Regions from separate parts of the Homo sapiens genome. Here region 2 is linked to region 1. Evidence: chromatin loops called from intact Hi-C (ENCODE). Cell type or tissue: heart right ventricle. All regions are shown on one strand. Each heading gives the region's core, and the rest is flanking DNA. Links, peaks and the distances in the headings are about the cores only. Region 1 has its middle 25 kb from the start of LINC01742. Region 2 has its middle 39 kb from the start of LINC01742.

Region 1 (9,996 bases), core at 971-8,970:
ACTGGCAGCCCAGCCCCAAGTCTTCACCGGGGACCCACCCCTTTCCACCCAGAAGACTGTCTGCCTCCACCACCATCAACCTGCCATCCACAGTGCCCATGGTGCCCAAGCTGCTCATGCAGAGGGGTGCCCGCAGGCTGGCATTGAGCTGCCCTAAGCTCCCCCTTGGCCTCCCCTTGGCACCCAACGTCCAGAGGGGGCTGAGGGCAGCAGGGGGCTGGTGTGTCAGCACTGCCCCCAAGCACGTGCACACCCAGCTAGGTCGCAACAGCACCTGGGCTCAGCCTCAATTTTCCTCAGGGAGCAGGGAGAGGCCAGGCAATGGGAGCAGGTATTTCTGAGCCTACGGGGGGAGAGGGACTTCCTGGTCCCCTGAAAATGCAGAGATGCCTGAGTCCACAGCTGCAGCTGCGCCCAGGAGGGCAGGGCCCCCACCCCTCTCCAGCTCCCACTGACCCCTTGGAATGTGCAGCCCTGGCTGCGCCTCCCCTACTGCAGCCTGCGTCATGGCAGCAGCTGCTCCAGACGGGCCACCTCTGCCATCACCACCATGTACGGACTTTTTCTATAACACCAATGGTATTTGGGGGCTATTTGTTTTTACTTCCCTTCAAACCCATCCACGTGAGGACTGCAGTTGAGGTGCACTGCACTTTCTGCACTGCGTTCTGCTCAGAGATGATCTTCTTGGTCTTCGTGAACTTTGCCTCAAGCCACAGATGCTTTTTTTAAAGTGACTTACCTTTGCTTCACCAACAGAGAGCCCCATTAAGAGAGGCTCTGTGTCCTCTTTCTCTTGTTACTGTGGCCCTGACAGTCACATTAGGTGGCTGGATTCTGGCTTTTGTGCCCAGAAGAGAGCTTACCAGTTCAGTAATTTTGCAGTCTGTAGGGCATGGTAACCAAACATTTGAGGAGGCTCTGTGAATTTAGGGGCCTTTCCTGGAGGAGAGGCAGTTTCGGGGTGGCGTGGTGGACAGGCTTGTTGAATGCACCCTAGTTGATACCCCTTGAGGGACATTATCAAACACCCAACTTACAGATGGAGAAGATGAAGTTCAGACCAGTGGAGAAGCATTTGCCTAAAGTCCAAAGAGGAGTAGGTCACAAATCAGAGGACTGTGGTGAGGGAAGGGGGCGTTGGAGGGGGGCTGGTGGCCAAGGCTGCTCCTGGACCCTGTATGGTCGTGGGAAAGACACTCCACCCTGGGAATATGGTCAGCTGGACACGTTTGGCTGGGAAGCACTTTGAAGCTGGGCAGCATCCAACATGCTGGCCAGTCCCTGGGGCTCCCAAGGCTGGGGACACAGGCCTCCACTCTGACAAGCTGTTCAGAGCACTCCCCAAGCCTTTGTGTGGGAAGGGACAGCCCAGCAGCAGAGCAACTGGAGTGTAGATGAGAGAGGAAGAACCACATTCCAGAGATTTTATATTTTATATTGGGGTGTTCCACAAAGAAAGGGCCCTGGGGTCAAAGCAACCTGTCCCAAGGTTTTTCAGCAAATGTCCCATAAGCAGCAGTGGGGGCTGCTCCAAAGTAGATGTTCTGATCCCTGCTTTCTGCTCCGTGCAGGAAGCAGCACAGGGACTGTAGGCACATGAGGCTCAACCTGAATCCTGGCTCTGCCTGTTTTCCCGGCCTGTTTTCTAGCTAGGTGAGAAGGGAGTTTGGGAAGCCTGAGTTTCCTTTTAAAGTGGGAATATAACAGGCTGGGCATGTATGGCTCAGGCCTGTAATCCCAGTACTTCAGGAGGCTGAAGTGGGTGGATCGTCTGAGGTCAGGAATTTGAGACCAGCCTGGCCAACATGATGAAACCCCGTCTCTGCTGAAAATACAAAAATTAGCTGGGCATGGTGGCATGCACCTGTAATCCCAGCTACTAGGAAGGCTGATGCAGGAGAATCGTTTGAACCCAGGAGGTAGAGGTTGCAGTGAGCCGAGATCACAGCATTGCACTCCAGCCTGGGTGACAGAGCAAGACTCCATCTCAAAAAAAATAAAATAAAATAAAATAGGGATATAAGCCTGCCAATCTCAACGGATGACTGCAAGCTAATATATATAAAGAACTCAACATGCTTTAAAATCATAATGCATGCCATTGTCATTGCTGTCACATTACAGATGAAGAATTTGTGGCAAAGCAAGGACAAGTAACCAGCAAGAGAAATACACTTTGGCAAAATCTGATTCTAATGCTGCCTGTTCTCTTCCACTTGCCCCAAAAGAGGAGGGGAAATGACTCACCTAAGGACACACAGGAAATATGATGGGATTAGACTTGGACCCAGAGCCTTCTGACCCCAAACCCGCCACTCCATGGGGGGCTAATTCTGTTGTGGATAAAAAACGAGGGAGGGAAGGAGGTGGCCATAGAGGGGAAGTGGGCAGCCCACAGACCCCCAGAGAAGACATCCTTCATCCAGCTCTAGCCACTTGTTTCTGGGCAGAAATGTGGGCCCAGTGAGGTCACAGCTTAAAAGTTTTCCAGGAGAGATCAGCAATCTGGATTTTCAGGACATAACCTCACTTTTAAGGTTGACAACTAATTTGATGAAAATACATGCCACTTGCAGACTGACTGGCCCCAGCCCTCTGGTTTGAGTCCTCATCCCCTATCCTACACTGCTTAGGATCTAGCAAACCACATTCTCTCTATCTGTAGCTCACACCATCACATTTGAAGAGCCTTAGAGAAAGCCAACAAATTCCAGAAAATGCCTCTTACAAAAAGGCTGTTCATGCAGCAATTCTATTCATCCATTTGCCCACCCATCCATTCATCCACTCATCTATCCATCCATGCATCCATCCATCCATGCATCTGTCCATCTTCCCATCCATATACTCACCCATCCATCCATCTATACATACATACATCCAAGCACCCATGCATGCACACATTCATCTGTCTCTGCATCCATCCATCCGTGCATCTATCTATCCACCCATCCATACATCTACCACCCATCCATGCAGCAACCCAAAAATCCATCTATTTATTTCTCCATCCATCCATACATCTATCCATTCATGGAGCACAAAAAACACACCTATCATGTGGTAAGACTGGGAAAACTAAGGCCCAAGTTATGTATGGCACCTTGCTTCAAAAATGAGTGTGCTGTCTGCCTTGGATGTGATGCTTCCACCTCGTTGTGAGGAGGAAATTGGGAAAGAACATCAGATTCTCCTTTGATTTCAGTCTGACTAGGTTGAATCTCTTTGGACTTCTGGCTGCCAGTGGCCCACTTAGTACCCAATGCAAGTTTGTTTGTAGCAAGCATTCTGCAGGACTGGGAGAGAAGTCAGAATCCACCCAGTCATTCAGCAAATACCCATTGAGATCCTACTAGGTTCCAGGCACCGTGGGAGGGACTGGCCCAGAATGCTGCAGCAGAAAACTAACTGTATGTCCCTGTCCTCTGTATATTGACAAAATACAAATAATAAGAAAAATCCAATATTCATACAATGAGTACAATAGGTACTAATATTAATTATTGATTAAAACTCATTGTTTCTATATTTTGCCATGGAGTTTACTACATTTCTGAATGGTAAGGCTTTGTGTTAGGGGATTTGTTTTATATCTTTGGGTACTCTTTATTAAAGGCATGTTAAATCACTTGTGAATTATTTAAGAGCTAGACAAGCTGAGTAAAATCAGCTTGAGATTTTAGTTTTTTAGTCACAGAAAATTCAAGTTCTGTCTACCCATATTTTTGAAACTCATTCAGTGGTACAGTTTGGAAAAGGACTGTAGTAACTTCCAAGAGAAACCCAGATGTGAATGAAGTCCAGCTTTGAACAAACACTCCAGGCCAATACCCGACAGGTGATTGGTGACTCTCTTCAACTTCCCAGTTGAAACGGGGCTGGAGTCAGACAGCAACAGACTGAAGGAAATGTAGAGATGGCCTCATCCATCCCCAGCCCTGCGTTTTGTAGACAGGAAAACTGGGTTCAAGAGGGAGGTGAGAGAAGCCCAAGTCCCTCCACGTGACCACTGGGAGTCCAAGAACAGAATTGAGGTTCCTGCCCCCAACTCAGTGCTCCTTCCCCTGACATTGCAAATCCATCTCTCTACCTCCAAAACCCACCCTGGGTCCTTCACTTCCCACTGGCTCCTGGACAAGGCCAGTGTCCCCTCTTCTGAGCAATGGCGCCCCCTGCCTAGCTGGCCTTACTGTTTTCCACACTCGCCCTTCCAACCCATCATCTGTGCCACAACTGATCTTTTCAGAAACTAATAGATTGCTTTACTCTCCTGATTACAGTCTTTCAATGATCTCCTCTCATTCTTAGGATGAAGACAAAATCCTCCAAGCTCATCTTTTGCCATTATCCTCTCTCCATGTCGTTCCCCACATGCTGGCTTCAGTTCAGTCCCCTTTTGTGCCTCAAGGTCTTTGATTGAACCATCCTCCCTGCCTGAAATCCCTTTCAGCCCCCATTGCTGACATATTTGGCTCCTCCTGCTTTCCCAAGGTCAGCTTAAGTGTCTCCTCCCCTGAGAGCCTTCCTGCATTCTCCCTAAATTTACTTCCTTCATCGCATTGTCAATATTTCTGGTTATGCATTTGCTTCCCTTTTAAATGTTCTGTTTTCTTGTAGCAGAATGTAAGCCCCATGAGAGCAGGGCTGCACCTCATCTTCCCTGTTCCTTCTGTATTCCAGTACCAGCCCAATGGCCAGCATGCAGCAGGTGCTCAATAAATAAACATCACATTACTAGAGAGGTACATAAATAAACAGCAACTCTTGTGTTTACAGCCAATGGGCATGAAAGAGAAAGACTGGGGTCTAGAGAGAAGGGAGGGGGAACACAGCAGGAGAGCTACTTTCGTTTAAGGTGACATCGTTTCGGATGTTTGCTAGTTCAGCGGCCATGAAGGAACGTTCCAGGGCTTGACAACTTCTAAATTTCTATGACTCAGTTTCTGGATTTGAAAAAACTTGCCAAATTTCGTACACCGCTTGATGACTCTGGGAGTTTAAGACCCCCTTTCTTAAAGTGAGGAAGAAAATGGAAAAGGATTAAAGTTCAGAAGAGTTGAGGCTTAGGTGAGGCAGCTCTTTGTACATAGGTGTTTATGTTTCTCTATGGAAATGGGCATTTCTATTAAGCAAGACTATGGATTTCCTTAAAGGATATCTTAATGGTTTTTAAAAGGCTGGTTTATTGGAAAAAGCAGAATTGAGTGGAAAAGCATGCTCTTCTCCCAGATGCAGTTGGTTAGACACTTGAAGCTCAATTCTATAAAATTGAGCCGAGCAGTGCCATTTGGATGCTGCAGCCTTAAGGTCAAGTGCACCAGAGAAAATGTGTCAGCCTCACAAACCCAAATAAAAATGGTATAAGGCATGGCTGCCATTGTCCAGTCTACCAACAGGCTCTCAGAGAGTCAGCATTTGAGAAGCTCCAGCAACAATATTCGAATTCTGTGCTTCTCCTCTTTGTCCATAGTGAGCACTTGCTGAGAGCCAAGCATTCTGCATACATTATCTCATCCTCAAAAAATTATATTAGCTAGTATTATCATTATCTTTGTTTTGTAGGTAAGGAAACCGAACAAAGGGATTCTCTGTAATTAACCCAAGGTCACACTGCTGATGAGTGGTGAAGCAGGGTTTAATCCAAATTTGACTGATTACTTAGCCTGGTGCCAGGCTGCCTCTGGCCAGAAGAACTCTTTGCACATCTATGTCCCTGTGATGCCCAGAGCCTTGTCAATGTATCCAACTCCTTCTTCCCATAGGGTGAGTTCTCTCTTGCCAGACTCCTCACTTCCTGCCAACAAACCATGAGATAGGCTTGGATAAATCTGATCTGCATGGAAAGGAAGGATGTAGTGCCATCAACACTAAGAGCCCAGGCAACTGAATCAATAAGAGAGTTAAATCTATGAGTGGTTGATCACAATCTCATGTCCTAATTGAGAAATCAGCAATGTACAGAAAAAGACCCTGCATACCACAGGACAAAAATTATAACTTATCTGGAGATTAACATACAAAGTACAGGTGAACTTTATGGAGAAAATTTCAAAACTCAAAGAGCAGAGTACATAAATAAGAGAAGTGATGGGTCGTGTAGGAAAGGAAGAGTTAAATGTTATAAGGATGTCAATCTCCCTGTATGTTTCAATAAATTTAATACAAATGAAAAAGCAGGATTTGGGGTGAGAATGAGATGAAGCAAATTGAGTCTAAAATGTACATGAAAAAACAATAGCTAAGGCAAAATTGCAAAAATAAAAGATATGATATATTAAAATACATTACAAAGTGATCATAATTTAAATTGTTTGGTCTGTCATAGAAATTAATACCTTCAGCAAACAAAATGGAACAAAATGGAAAGTCCAGGAACAGACTCAAGAGGTAGCATCAAAAATCAATGAAGAAGCAATGTATCATATACTAAACAATGTTAAGAAACTTGATTCAAAGCATAGATTTTAAAAATTAGATATATACTTTACATCACATCCCAAAATAATGAAGGATTAAAGAGATTTACAGGCAAAGCAAAGCTTTGAAACTATAAGAAAAAAATGCAGGAGAATTATCATTATGACATTGGAGTGGGAACAAAATTTTTTAATACAGTGCAAAAAAGCCCTCAACATAGTAGAAAACGAAATTTCTTAGATTTGATCACACCAAAGTTAAATATTTTTGCTCAACTAAGAACATCACAAAAATAGTGATAAGTGATAGATTGAGAGAATGTTTGTAATCTAAAACTAATGAAACTTAAATGAAAACATATAGGAAACTCCTGCAAAATCAGCAAGCAAAATAAAAGGAAACCCAAGTGAGAAAAAGACAATCACTTCTCCCAGAAGGGGAAGCACAGGTATCCAATAAGCAATGTGTGGAGAGGTTCAACCTCTTTAATAATCAGAGAAATGAAAATTGAGACAATATCTTAGTACTTCGTACCCCTTGGAGGAACACATTTTAACACTGGGAAACATTAACATTGGTTTTTGTTTTTGTTTTTGTTTTGTTGTTGTTGTTTGTGGTTTTGTTGTTGTTGTTTTGAGATGGAGTCTCACTCTGTCACCCAGGCTGAAGGGCGGTGGCACAGTCTCAGCTCACTGCAACCTCCACCTCCCAGGTTCAAGTGATTCTCCCACCTCAGCCTCCCGAGTAGCTGGGATTACAGGCACCCGCCATCATGCTCAGCTAATTTTTGTATTTTTAGTAGAGACGGGCTTTCACCATGTTGGCCAGGCTGGTCTTGAACTCCTGACCTCAGGTGATCTACCTGCCTCGGTCTCCCGAAATGCTGGGATTACAGGTGTGAGCCACTGCCCCTGGCCAAACATTGGTCTTAATATCACCTGCTGCCATAGCAAGGGGGATGGGAGCCCTCATGTGCTGTTGGTGGCGTAGGAACTGGGCCAGGTATTCTCAAGAACTAGCTAGTGACTCTAAGCATACGCACGCCTTGGGACATGAGTGGAAACCCCAGAGACAGGGTTTCACAAAATCAGAGGTAAGTTCAAGGATGTCCATTGCTGCATTGTTTGCAATTGCAGAATTGTAATCAGAAAGTACAAGATGTGCACTGATGAATCCACCTGGTACAAGAAAACTAAACATCTGTCACAGGAACAACTTAAGTCATCAGGTACAAACACGGAGATCAGAAAAGAGTGTTCAGTTATTTTGAAAAGGAGGACACAGTGTGAGATAATATGGCACAATCATTCAAGGGAATTAAATACAGCCGGAATGATCAATACACGTGTCCTAAGATCTAAGGAGAAGAGCTGTAAGTCATAACGTATGTCCTCAGTGTGGTGCTCCCTCTCCCATGTTCAATACTGAGTGTAAACTTTTTTTCCAATTCCACTCTTGTTTGCTGTACCACAAGGTAACTCAGACAGCCTTGGACCAGGTCCAGACAACCAGTAGGATAGGATGAGTGTGCGCTATTGATCAAAGCAAGGAGAAGGTGCCCCCAGCCATCAACAGGAAGCAAACGTCTGGGCCCCACCTCTCCATGTAGCAAGGGCAAGCATTTTGCAGCAAAAATAGAAACAGTGAAATGAAAAGCAATGCTTTTTAGAAACTTTCTAATTTTACCATGTTTCTTTTCTTTTTTGAGACTCATTTTTTTTCCAAAAAATAAGCTGTAAAATGGGCCACTGGACCAAAGGCTGTATCCCTTACAACCCTGACATACAAGGGTTCCATGATCTCCTACTCTTACACTACTGTCTCTTTGACCCAATAATTGAATGTCCAGCAATCTATCCTTAAAAAACAAAATTAAAGATTAAGATTTGTGTACATGGATGTCTAACACTACATTATTAATGATAGCAAAATTTTGGAAAGTATCTCAATATGCAATAAAAAAGATGAGCAAAAAAAATTGTGATATCAATATGATGAAATATTTCTCAGCCAGTAAAGCTCCCAGATATAGGGATGTTTTAATGACTTTGAAAACCACTCATGTCAATGGCAAACACACGATAGGTGGTGACAGCAGCCCAACCTGTGTGCAGGCAATAAAAGGTGCATTTTCTGTAAATAATTTTTTTAATAATAAAACCAACCAAACACAGGCTGCTTTTTATTATTACCATGAGTCAGCAATTCTAAACAGTGTCATTGACAAAATACTCCTCAAAGCAGGGATATACTGCTTCCACCAACTGTCACCCTGTCTCGGTTCATCACCACACATGGTATCAGACTGAATGAAAAAAGCAAGACTCATGTTGCACGTGGAAGCGGGGTGGGTGGAGGGTTGGGGGGTCTTGGGAAGATGGCAAGGGTAATGGCAACATAGATTTTTAATTTCCCCAAATCCCACAGAGCAACTAGATAGCTGGAACAAGAACCCATGGACAACATTTACAGCAAAACTGTCACAACTTCTGAAAGATATTCCCACAAACACCAAAATATAAGCAGGTGAGAAGAAACCATAGGCAACCACAGAGCCAGTTGCCATCAACGTCTGTGAGGGGGAAGCAGAGGGGAGCCACAGGGAGCCCAAAGGATCTGAGACAGGAGACTCGAAAACCACCAACAGGAGAACGGACAGGCCAATCGAGAGCAGCTGTTTGAGCAGAAAGTGGTTTTGCCCACTCAAGAGTAAGTGAATGCCAGGGCCTTATGGGCTGAGCTAAAGAGGGTGGAGCAGTCTGGCCCCATGAACTCTTGAAATTAACCTGCTGGGACTCCCTTCCAAGGTAGGAGCCAGATTGAGGAGAAACTGCAAGGAGCAGAATCAAATTTGACCAGGACAGGAGCAGAAGAGACAAAAGAAAGAGAAAGAAAGTCCATATAAAGTTGGGGATGGGGAACAGAACCAGGAACTCTCAAAGAAGAAGCCGCCATGATTTTTAACAGAGCATGGAAATAACAGAAAAGGAAGATCTGGGAGCCACACCTCTTTCTCAAAGATTGGGAAAAATAATCTCATGTAGAAATGAGTAACAAAAAAGCACCAAGATGAAATCCCATGTGGATTATAACACATTGACATAGACTAACAAGCAGAATAACATCCCCACAGAAATGAAAGCACGCCAACTCTAACCCTGTGTCAGAATGAGCCAAAAGATAATTTAAAAAGTGATACAGGACAGCATAACTAGAATTAGAAAAACTCAGAGATGGCAGGAGAATGGCGTGAACCCGGGAGGCGGAGCTTGCAGTGAGCTGAGATCGCACCACTGCACTCCAGCCTGGGTGACAGAGCGAGACTCCGTCTCAAAAAAGAAAAAGAAAGAAAAGAAAAGAAAGGAAAGGAAAAGAAAAGAAAAGAAAAGAAAGAAAAGGAAAGAAAGGAAGAAAGAAAGAAAGAGAAAGAAAGAGTCAGAGATGAAGTGATAGAACTTAGGGAAAAAATTGTAATTAAGGAAAATAATTATTACAGAAATAAAAACTAAACTAGAAAGAAAACATGAGCAAATAAACACAGGAAATGAAAGAAAAGGTGAAAAAAAATTACTCAGA
Region 2 (9,996 bases), core at 755-8,754, 64 kb before region 1:
CAAGGTGGCTCAAACCTGTAATCCCAGCACTTTGGGAGGCCGAGGTGGGTGGATTGCCTGAGGTCAGGAGTTCGAGACCAGCCTGGGCAACATGGTGAAACCCCATCTCTACTAAAATAAAAATACAAAAATATTAGCCGCGCGTGGTGGTGGGCACCGATAGTCCCAGCTACTTGGGAGGCTGAGGCACGACAATCACTTGAACCCGGGAGGCAGGGGTTGCAGAGAGCCGAGATAGTGCCATTGCACTCTAGCCTGGGTGACAGAGCAAGACTCTGTCAAAAAGAAAGGAAGAAAGGAAGGAAGGAAGGAAAGAAGGGAGGGAGGGAGGGAGGAAAGAAAGAGAGAGAAAAGAAAGAAAGAGAGAGAAAGAGAGAAAGAAAGAAAAGTGGAGTGACTGCATTCTGTGATTCTGTAAATTCAGAGGATTTGGGAATTTTACGCTCTTTACTGAGCTAGTAAATAAACAGTATATTGAAGGCCTGCCGTGTGCCAGGCACGAGGGACACAGCAGCAAATAAAACAGTCATGGCTCTGGCTTCGTGGAGTTCCCAGTCCAGCAGTGGGACATTGACACTGAGGAGGTGAACCCTGAGAGAAAGCAGGTGGTTCCTGTGCCGGTCGTTGTGCTGAGTGCTGGGAAGGACCTCACAGGGAAAAGCAGCACAGAGGAGCTGAGGACGCCGTGTGACAGAAACGGTGTCATTGTGATGCCTGGGATTCTCTCCAAGGGCCCGTGCTGCATCCAGGACTGTGAGGGCCTGGAGAGCAGACTGTCTTGAGAAGATTCTATAAAAGTCTAAGAGTTCATCCATTTGATTAGCTGTATTGTTTACTCTTTAGAAAAAAATAAAAGGAGGTCTGGGTTTCTTCCCTTGGCCTCTAAGACACCTGACCTTGCACCCAGGGACTTCCAGGTTGGGCTCTTGGCAACAAAAGCGGGGGCCCCACAGCGACGGCTCCTCCAGGGAAGAGGTTGTGCTGCTCAGCCTGGGCCTCCCACACTCCCCTGGGAACAGGTAGCAGGTGCAGACAGCCAGCCCGGAGCCTGGGAATCTTGTCCAGGACCACAGCCAGGAGCCTGGTTTCCAGAGCGTCCCCGCTTCCTGGGGTGAGCACCCTCCTCCCTGCTGATCTCCAAAGCTGACCCCTGAGGAAGTTCTCAAAGACGCAGCCCCTGAATCGGAAGGTCTGGTAGACGAGGTGCTGTGATGTCTGCGCAGGGTCTTAACTTCGGTTCTCTAAAGGAGAGAAGAAAGGAAGGGAAGAAAACAGCCGGAAAAAGAAACAAGAAAGAAAACAGCTATTTATCTTGATTTTTATTTGATTATAAAAATAACCCAAGTTTGCTCTAAAAAATTCAAGCATAAGACAATCAGTTGGTCTTTAGCCTTTGGTGAGTATAAGAACCTAGTGGGGAGATGATTTAAAATGCAGATTCTGCGGGTCCTGTCTTGGGGTGATTCCAGGGTAAGCGGCTTATGGGGTGCACGCTTAGAAGTGCTGATATAGAAAGTATGTGCCGGGCTGGGTGTGGTGGCTCACGCCTGTAATCCCAGCACTTTGGGAGGCCAAGGCGGGTGGATCACCTGAGGTCAGGAGTTCGAGGCCAGCCTGGCCAACATGATGAAACCCTGTCTCTACTAAAAATACAAAAATTAGCCAGGTGTGGTGGCAGGTGCCTGTAATCCCAGGCAGGAGAATCACTTGAACCTGGGAGGCGGAGGTTGCAGTGAGCTGAGATCATGCCACTGAACTCCAGCATAGGCAACAAGAGCAAAACTCTGTCTCCAAAAAATATATATATATGTGTGTGTGTGTGTGTGTGTGTGTGTGTGTGTGTGTATATATATATACATATATATACATCTATATATACATATATATACATATATATACATATATACACATATATATACATATATATGTGTATATATATATATATATATACACACACACACACACACATACATATATACGTATGGTCAGAAGTTTGAGGCTGGTCTCGAACTTCTGACCTCAGGCAATCCACCTGCCTGTATAATCCACACATGTATATATACGTCTATATTTATGTATATATATGTGCCGTTCCTTTCCAATTAGAAGCATTGAGCAGGGAGAGAAAGTTCCACCAAGAAAAGACTGGAAGGATGGTGGACCCCCGGGAGAGACTGCAGGAGCCTGTGCCTGACGTCCTGCCTTTCTGCAAGGATCCTCTTTTAGCTCAGAAATTCTGCTTTGGGACAGGACCCAGAGTGGAGTCAGATCCAGGTCAAGTCACTCAGAGGTTGTTGATGTGTTAGACGTGAGGTGCTGTGAGAAGCGTGGCTGGACAGCATTTAAAACAAACCAGCGTGTCAGAACTCACCAAAGATCAGGATGCTGCCCAGAGCTGTTGATAAGAACCTAGCCGGAAGGGGAGTCCTAGGAAGATGCCGGCATCAACCATAGAGCAAAGATCTGCAGGCTGGAGATTTTAAGAAGTTTCTAAAACTTTTATTGTTGTTACAATAAAAGTTACATAAAACTGGCCAATTAATGTTAGTGTCACCAGAGCTAGGAATTTCTCCTTAGAAGCTCAGAGCTTGTTTCTGGTGGCATAAGTGAAAATCTGTCACATTGTCAGCTCTGAATGTTCATCCTTCAAGAATGTGGCTGTTCCCCACTCTAAATACACCGTAATCATTCTGTTTGGTCCTTAAATGAGCAAATCATCTTCATGGGTTTCTTAGGCCAAGAAATGATTGATCCTATATCATGAGATCAGAAAGGCCCAGGCATGTTTTTGGAAAGTTCAGAATACTCTGCCTACACATGTCAGCTGGGAGGGCTTAGAAAGAGTTACCTGCTGCAACATGGACAAACCTTGAGGACATTAGGCTAAGCAAAATAAGCCACTCATGAAAGGACAGACGGGATAATTCTGCTTGGAGGAGGCACCTAAAGTGGCCGGAGTCACAGAGACGGGAAGTAGAATGGAGGTTGCCAAGGGCTTGGGGGAGGGGGAACGGGGAGGTATTCAAGCCAGGCCAAATTTCAATTCGTGGTGATGAAAACGTTCTACTAGGCCAGGAACAGTGGCTCACGCCTATAATCCCAGCACTGCGGGAAGCCGAGGAGGGCAAAACACCTAAAGGTCAGGAGTTTGAGACCAGCCTGGCCAACATGGTGAAACGCCATCTCTACTAAAAATACAAAAATTAGCCAGGCGTAGTGGTGGGCACCTGTAATCCCAGCTACTAGGGAGGCTGAGGCAGGAGAATTGCTTAAGGCCAGGAGATGGATGGTGCAGTGAGCTGACATGGCACCACTGCACTCCAGCCTGGGTGACAAGAGCAAAAGTCCGTCTCAACAACAACAAAAAACTCTTCTGATGGAAGGCAGTGACAGTTGTACAACAATGTGAATGATGTGAATGTACTTAGTGACCCTAAGCCATATGTAAAATCCTGTGCGTATTTTACCACAATTTTTTAAATAAACCTTCCCCAAATCTACAAACATGACATCTTTGAGATTTGCACAAAGCTTCCATCTACAGTGAGGAAGTTTCACCTCATTGTCTGGAAGCCCCAACCACTAAAAATTGGGGTCCGAGGTTCTCAGTTTCTTGTCACCCCTTCACTGCTCCCCCACCCTTACTAGCCTATTACTGCTCCCACTAACACTGCCCTCCAAGTACTAGGCCCACAGCCACAGCGGCCCGGCGCCGTCCCCACTGCCGCTCTCGAGAACCAGCCATCAACAGCTCCACACAAGCTCTCTTTTCTGTTTTACCAACAGAACTGGGACTGGACGGGTTTAACCCCAGGGCTCTGGCAGTTTCCATTTCTCTGTGTTAAAAAAGCTTTTAGCCTAAACTTAAGCCAAGTATGCCTCCAGGAAATACTTGCTTCTTCCCTGTCCCCCAGGGAACCAGGCCTGGGGCCAGACGAAAGAAGCAAAGAAAAGGGAATTTATGCACTGAAAAAACTGGGGCAAGAAGGACTGCCAGCTGTTCCGGCCACAGCCTGTCCCATCTTTGGGGATGGTGCTGGTCCGGTCACTGTGTAGGAGTGCTAGACTGTCTTGTGCATGGAGAATTGGGAAGAACGTGGACCTGGAGTCAGAGGCCTGGGTGCTGGCTCTGTCTGAACTGGACTGAGAAGGATAAAGGGACACTCGCTGGAAGGATTTGCTGATACAGTCCACACAGAGGCTCTGCCTGTGTGCACACAGATCAGAATACGCACTTAATGAGTGGTTATGCCCACGAAGAAGAAAGGGGAGAAGGAGGAGACAGAGGAGGAGGTGGGGATGGAAATGGTAACAACTCTCTCAGCCAACCCTCAGATGAGTCAAGCTGGCTACTGAGGTCACAGGAGCCCAACCCAAAGTAGCTGAGAAGCAAAAGGGAGTTTACTGGTTCATTTTAAGGCATTTTTCAGAAGTAGGTCTGGCTGCAGGCACAGCTGGATCCAGGAACTCAGGCTCTGTCTTCTGGGGTCTTTCTCCTTCTCGCCTCTACCTACTTGTACTCAGCTTCTGGCTCTCCTCCATCAAAAAGGCTCCTGTCCTTCGGCCCCATGGCGGAGACAGCAGCCCCTGCTATTCTAGGTTTGTGTCCTCCCAGTGGTAGGAACAACACAAAAAGCTTCTTCCTGTCTGTCTCCAAGCACAGCAATTTCAGGGAATACTGTTTCTGGCCCAACCTCTTGACAAGAGGGATGGGGCCATAATGGCTTAGGTCAGGTCACCTGCCATCCCAGGGGGTACAGGGACCGGGCTCTGTGATGACAGTCCCAGAAGAATCATCCTTGTTCTCCAAAGGAAAGGGACGTGGTCCTACATCATGCAAAGGAAGGGGCAGACCCTTCCTTTCCTTTCTCTTCCTTCCACTGCCCCACCCTTGACACCCCACTTCCCAGAGACCATTAAGACCATCAGGTGACCAACTGCCAGGTGGGAAAGGACCTGAATGACTTACCAGCCATTTGTACCTTCAAGTGAATTCATTTCAGGGGGTTGCTCTCATCCCTCTCAGTTAAATGGTGTTCAGATAGTGGAATGAGGGAATGGAGGAGATACTGGAATGTGGCTGAATATTTCATCGAGAAGGGAGGCCAGCTTTGTGTTTTGTTTTCTACACCGTCCCAGTGAGCCTGCTCCAGACCAGGAATGCTCACAAGCACCTCCACCGTTCATCCTGAATGGCTCTGGAGGTCAAGGCTGGGAAAACCGTGGGAAGGTGGTTTGGGGGTCTCCCTTGGTCTACCCCAAGGTTTTCCCGGGGGCAGCCCAACCCAAGCCTCCTGTGAAGCGGAAGCCACTTCCAGCACAACACTTGGAGCGCTTGGAGCACCTTGTGGCCGACATCGAATGTCATTCCTGCCCTACATCTTCGCTGCATTCATCAACCTACATTTTCACTGCATTCATCAATGCCTTAGGTGGTCACAGCACCCGTTCCTCTGGCCACAGTGGTAGGCTCAGGAGTGGGCAATTGGCCTCAGCCAGGCCATTTGGGGCCCTCTCTGAAAATGGCTGTGTTTGCTGTTGTTGGTAAAGTGGCTTTTCCTTTTGGGTGTGGAGCTGTGAGGACACCCGTGGAGGACAGCTGGGGTGCCCCCTGACTGCAGGGCAAGGCAGCCTCTTTGCTAGAAGTGGAACAGAAGCCACTTAGAATCAAGTGAGGAGAGACAGAGAATGATCCAGAAGACACAGCTCAAGTCCCTAGATCCAGCCATGCCTGCAATTAGCACTCTCCCAGAATTCTAGTGAAAATGAGGTAGTACATTTTCTTTTTTTTCTTAGCTATTTTGCACTGGGCTTCTGAACCTGCCACAGAAAGACTAATGGATCCAAAGATTGTCTGGGAGGAAAGAATGATCTGCCCAGAGTGGGTGAGAGAACTCACTCTAGGCAGGACCCCCATGAGCTGCCTCTGCTGGCTGACCTGACATTCTCATTCAACAATTTACTGAGAATCAGGAAAAAACAGCTGGGACTCATGAGAGTCACCCCATGGGCTCTGCAGCCAGCTGCCTGATGCCCTTGGCTCTGCCACACACCAGCCCTATGACCTGGGCAAAGTCACTTCACCTCTCAGTTTCCCCACCTGTAAGTTGGGTAGATGAGAGGAGCTTCCTCAGGCTCGTAGGCTGTGGGAGGAAAAGACAGCCACCAGAAGCCCCCTCAGGCCCATGCACGGCCCTGCACCCCCACTCCCAGCACGGGTGGGCCGTGCAGCACTGGGGTTGCCAGCTTACTGTCCATCTTTTTCCTGAACTGGGAGTTACTTGGGGCCAAGGGTCTTCCTTGTGCCACTCACCATGGAGTCACCCCACTTTCGATGGCTTAGCTTTTAGTCAATAACAACTTTGCTAAATGGATATTGAATGGATGCTGGGACTTTGCCTCATGGATTTGCAAGTGGTTTGCTCACCAGAGAAACACAGACACGTGCCCTTCCCAGGATCTTTTCATTCCCACCCCCAGTGCAACCTATGAGGTCATCATTTCTCTGTAAGAAGGCACAGTGAACAACCTCTGTCAGGGGCCCAGCTTGCCGGTGCTGAGAGCTTCCATCTTTCCTGCCCACCTGGTAGTTGTCTGGAGGCAAGGGTGTTGTGTCATTCATCCTAAGAGCACGAGGCAGTCCTGGGATTTTTCACCCGGAGTTCCCATTTCTAAGGAGTTCTCTGAGTTCCCTGGTGAGAGAGGGGCCCTTGTAGAGACAAGCAGAAGCTGTAGACTGGCTGGGAGCTTCGAAGGCTGTCAGGCTTAGAGATGAAAGTGGCCTGGCTGGGAAGAAGGCAGTGGGATGAGAGTGGGCCAGCCAGGACATGAGTGTGAGGGATGAGGAGTACCCCAATTCTGGACCCAGCCTGCCTCACACAACAGGGCACTGCCACCTGCTGACTCACCATCACTGGCAGGTTACTCGTGTTCTCTGTGCCTCAGTTTCCTCATCCTTAATATAATGCTGATCATAGAGCCTATCTCATAGGGCTATTCTGAAGATCAAATCAATTAATATATGCAAATGCTTGGAACAGCCATCAGCACATGGTGAGTGCGGTGTGAGTGCTTCCCTCCATCTTTATTATCACTGCCTCTTCATGTGGGGCACGACTAAGAGGCGCTGACGTCCTGGATCAGGGACCTTGTCATTCAGAGCTCTACCCCCGGGGGGCCAATAGACAGTGGGGAGCTCTCCAAATGCTGGTGCTACAGAATCGTAAGGAGCAGAAGCAGCTAATGGTGGGAAGCCCCCCGACCCCGGGCAGCCAGAGCCTTCCTCCGTGGATGACAGGTCCACTCAGACCTGACCTTCCTCCTAAGTGGCTACACAGGCTTATCTCGGGGACACTAAGTGCTCCCTCTTCTATTTGCTGTAGAGAACAACAGTAGAAATTGTAATTTACAGGTTGTCTGCAAATTACCGCCTGGTCTGATTTATAATTCATAGTACAATATTTATTTCTAACAGGAAATTAATTTTGGAAACTCAGTGGGTGATTAAATTAAATTGCAAAACCATTCCACTTGCTTGGGAGGAGGGGAGTGAGTAACTGGAGATTATATTAAGAGATAAATTGGGAAGCATCTACACTCAGAAAACCTGAGATAGGAGGAGGGAAACAGTTCATCCCTACTCGAAGGAGATGGCCGTCTTGTCAAACATTTATTACAGAACATGTGCCCTCATGCTTTGGGGTCTCACAGTTACAGCCTTTTCTCAGTGGATTTGTCATTAAGGCAAAGAAAAATAAAGGCTGAATTGACTGTATATCCAATTCAATGGCACTTTGAATAATGAGCAATCCTAGGGAACAAGGTGGAAGCTCATAGCATTTTCATGACCAGTCTTGGGAGCCACACAGCATCATTTCTGCCACATTCCCTAACACTCCACCCAAGCTCCTCCCACTACTGAATGGGAGGAGTGTCAATGTCACATTTGTTAGAAGAGCAAGTGGGGTGGAATGTGTTTTCTTTGAAAAACACAATCTGCCCCAGGGTATAACATCTTAGACAAGAGCCTGACACATAGCAAGAAGCACCATGAATGTTAGCCATTCCTTCTGCCTGGGGGACGAGGAAGGTCACCTGGAGGGGATGGTGTTGGACTGGGCTTTGAGCAGTGAGGATTTCCATAGGCAGATGCTGACTTGGGACACCTCGGGCAAAGGGATCAGAATGAACAAAAGAGAGAACAGAGAGAAAGGCTTGACAGAAGCTGATGGCCCCTCCTGTGGGGAGCATCGGGACTATGGAATGTGGGGTGAGAGATTTCCAGGAGACATGAAGGCCAGGCATCCAGGACTGGACCTTGGAGGGAGCCCTTGAAGGGAAAGTTTTTGAATCTGTTGTAAAAACCTTTCTGATTTTGGAGTGAGAAGCAGCCCTAGAGGTTTATTCCACCTCTTGTTTATTCATTCAACAATTTTCCATGAAACAGTCCCTAGTACATGCCAGATATTGGGGAATACACTGCTGAACAAAATAAACATGGTGCCTGCCTGCGTAGCTTACAGTCTTGCAGAAGAGACAGTGACAAAGCAATAGGCGAATTATTATACCATGGCAGATTCTTGAGTGTTGGCATGGAGAATGGCAGGGAGACACCTTGTAAGGGACTCTGGGAAGGCCTCCTGGGTGCTGACGTTTTGGCTGAGTTCTGGAGGATAAAAGGGAGGGTGGGTGGAGATCAGCTAGAAGAGGCATCCAAGTGGGAGGGGATGTGGAGAGAGGAGTGGGCAAGGCACCGAAAGCCACCCATGTGCCTGGAATAAAGTGGGTTGGAGGAAGGGGAGGGTGGGGAACACAAAGCCAGGCAGGGCCTATCATGGGGGTCCTTTGTGGTCACAGTGAGAACCACTGAGGGTTATTGGAGCATTGGTCACAATGCCATCCAATTTAAGTTTTTAAAAGATGGCTCAGGCTGCTGAATGGAAAACAGATCAAGGTGTGGGTAAGAGTGGATGAAAGAGACAGACCCCTGGGATGTGGTGAGACCTTGGACCAGGGAGGAGATGAAGTCCAGGAATGGGATCCAAGATGCGTTTTGGAGGAAGATCTTATGTCACCTGCTGATGGATGGGAAGAGCAAGTGAGGAAAGGTCTGGGACATCAAAACGACTCCCCAGGGTCAGGTTCTGCCCTGCTGTGCCCTGCAGGGATGCCCACTGAGATGGGCAAGGGTAGCTTTGGAGGCAACCCCAGAGCACCATTTGGATGCTGGCCTTGCTGCGTGCCAGAGGCATTATGGAGAGGGCAGGTGGATGCCTGGGTCTCAGACTTGGATCTTATCACTGACTTCAAATGGCCTTCATGGTGGTTTTAGAGAAGAGGAAATTGTGCCTGAAGTTCGTTGGGAAGACTCACTCCTGGACAGTGTGGACTGGGGTGAGAAATGAGCGAGAAGGGGAGGTAGCTTGAAGGGTGCTGCTTTGAGAAGATGAGAGGACGAGGGCTCCGAACTCTGCCCGCTGCCATAGGGAAAGAAACCCCAAGTGCGTCAAGAGCCGAGGAGCTGACCGTAGTTGGCCCAGGGCCTCAGACGATGATTTCCCAAACAGGATCAAAGAGCTCACGCACTTCTAATCAAATAAGTTCATCAAAGGGGCAGCTAATAGCCTGAATACCAGGGGCTGTTCCACTGACATAATTTTTTATTGTGAATTAATTCTATTTTAAATGTCCCAAAGAAGCACTGACAATCGCAATCTAGTACTGTGGAGAGAGCAGTGGATGGGAGCTCAGAAAACATGAGATCTACTCTGGCTTTACTGCTAGCCAGCTAGACACCTTGGGCACATAGGTTCAGTCTGTGGGCCTCAGTTTCCCTCATCTGCCAGGCCAGAGTAAAATTGATGTATCGCTTAGCAGAGCAATATTGATACAAAAGCACCATCTGTGAGCTCATGTTCCCTGGATACTCACCAGCTAGTGCAGTACCATGAGCCACGGCAAGCAACTTCCCTCCTCAGCCCAGATGGGACGGGTTAG

Evidence for each region. Hi-C counts contacts between places; a loop is a spot of excess contacts. Peaks named below come from ENCODE experiments on the same cell type or tissue, not always from the same donor. Only the 100,000 strongest peaks of a DNase experiment are listed, where the experiment ranks them.
Region 2: it touches region 1 in a loop (4-fold over the local background); 2 of 110 quality-filtered maps call a loop at or near these places.

What each region holds. Positions count from the first base shown.
Region 1 is chr20:58,024,173-58,034,168 of GRCh38, forward strand. No RefSeq gene overlaps it. Among named protein-coding and RNA genes, the nearest start is that of LINC01742, 25 kb to the left of the region's middle. In heart right ventricle, for the core only: a CTCF peak has its summit at 4,186; a DNase peak (open chromatin) is centred at 1,249; H3K27ac peaks cover 696 bases; H3K27me3 peaks cover 1,664 bases.
Region 2 is chr20:57,960,356-57,970,351 of GRCh38, forward strand. No RefSeq gene overlaps it. Among named protein-coding and RNA genes, the nearest start is that of LINC01742, 39 kb to the right of the region's middle. In heart right ventricle, for the core only: no CTCF peak of the experiment used is centred there; a DNase peak (open chromatin) is centred at 4,029; H3K27ac peaks cover 3,022 bases; H3K27me3 peaks cover 2,686 bases.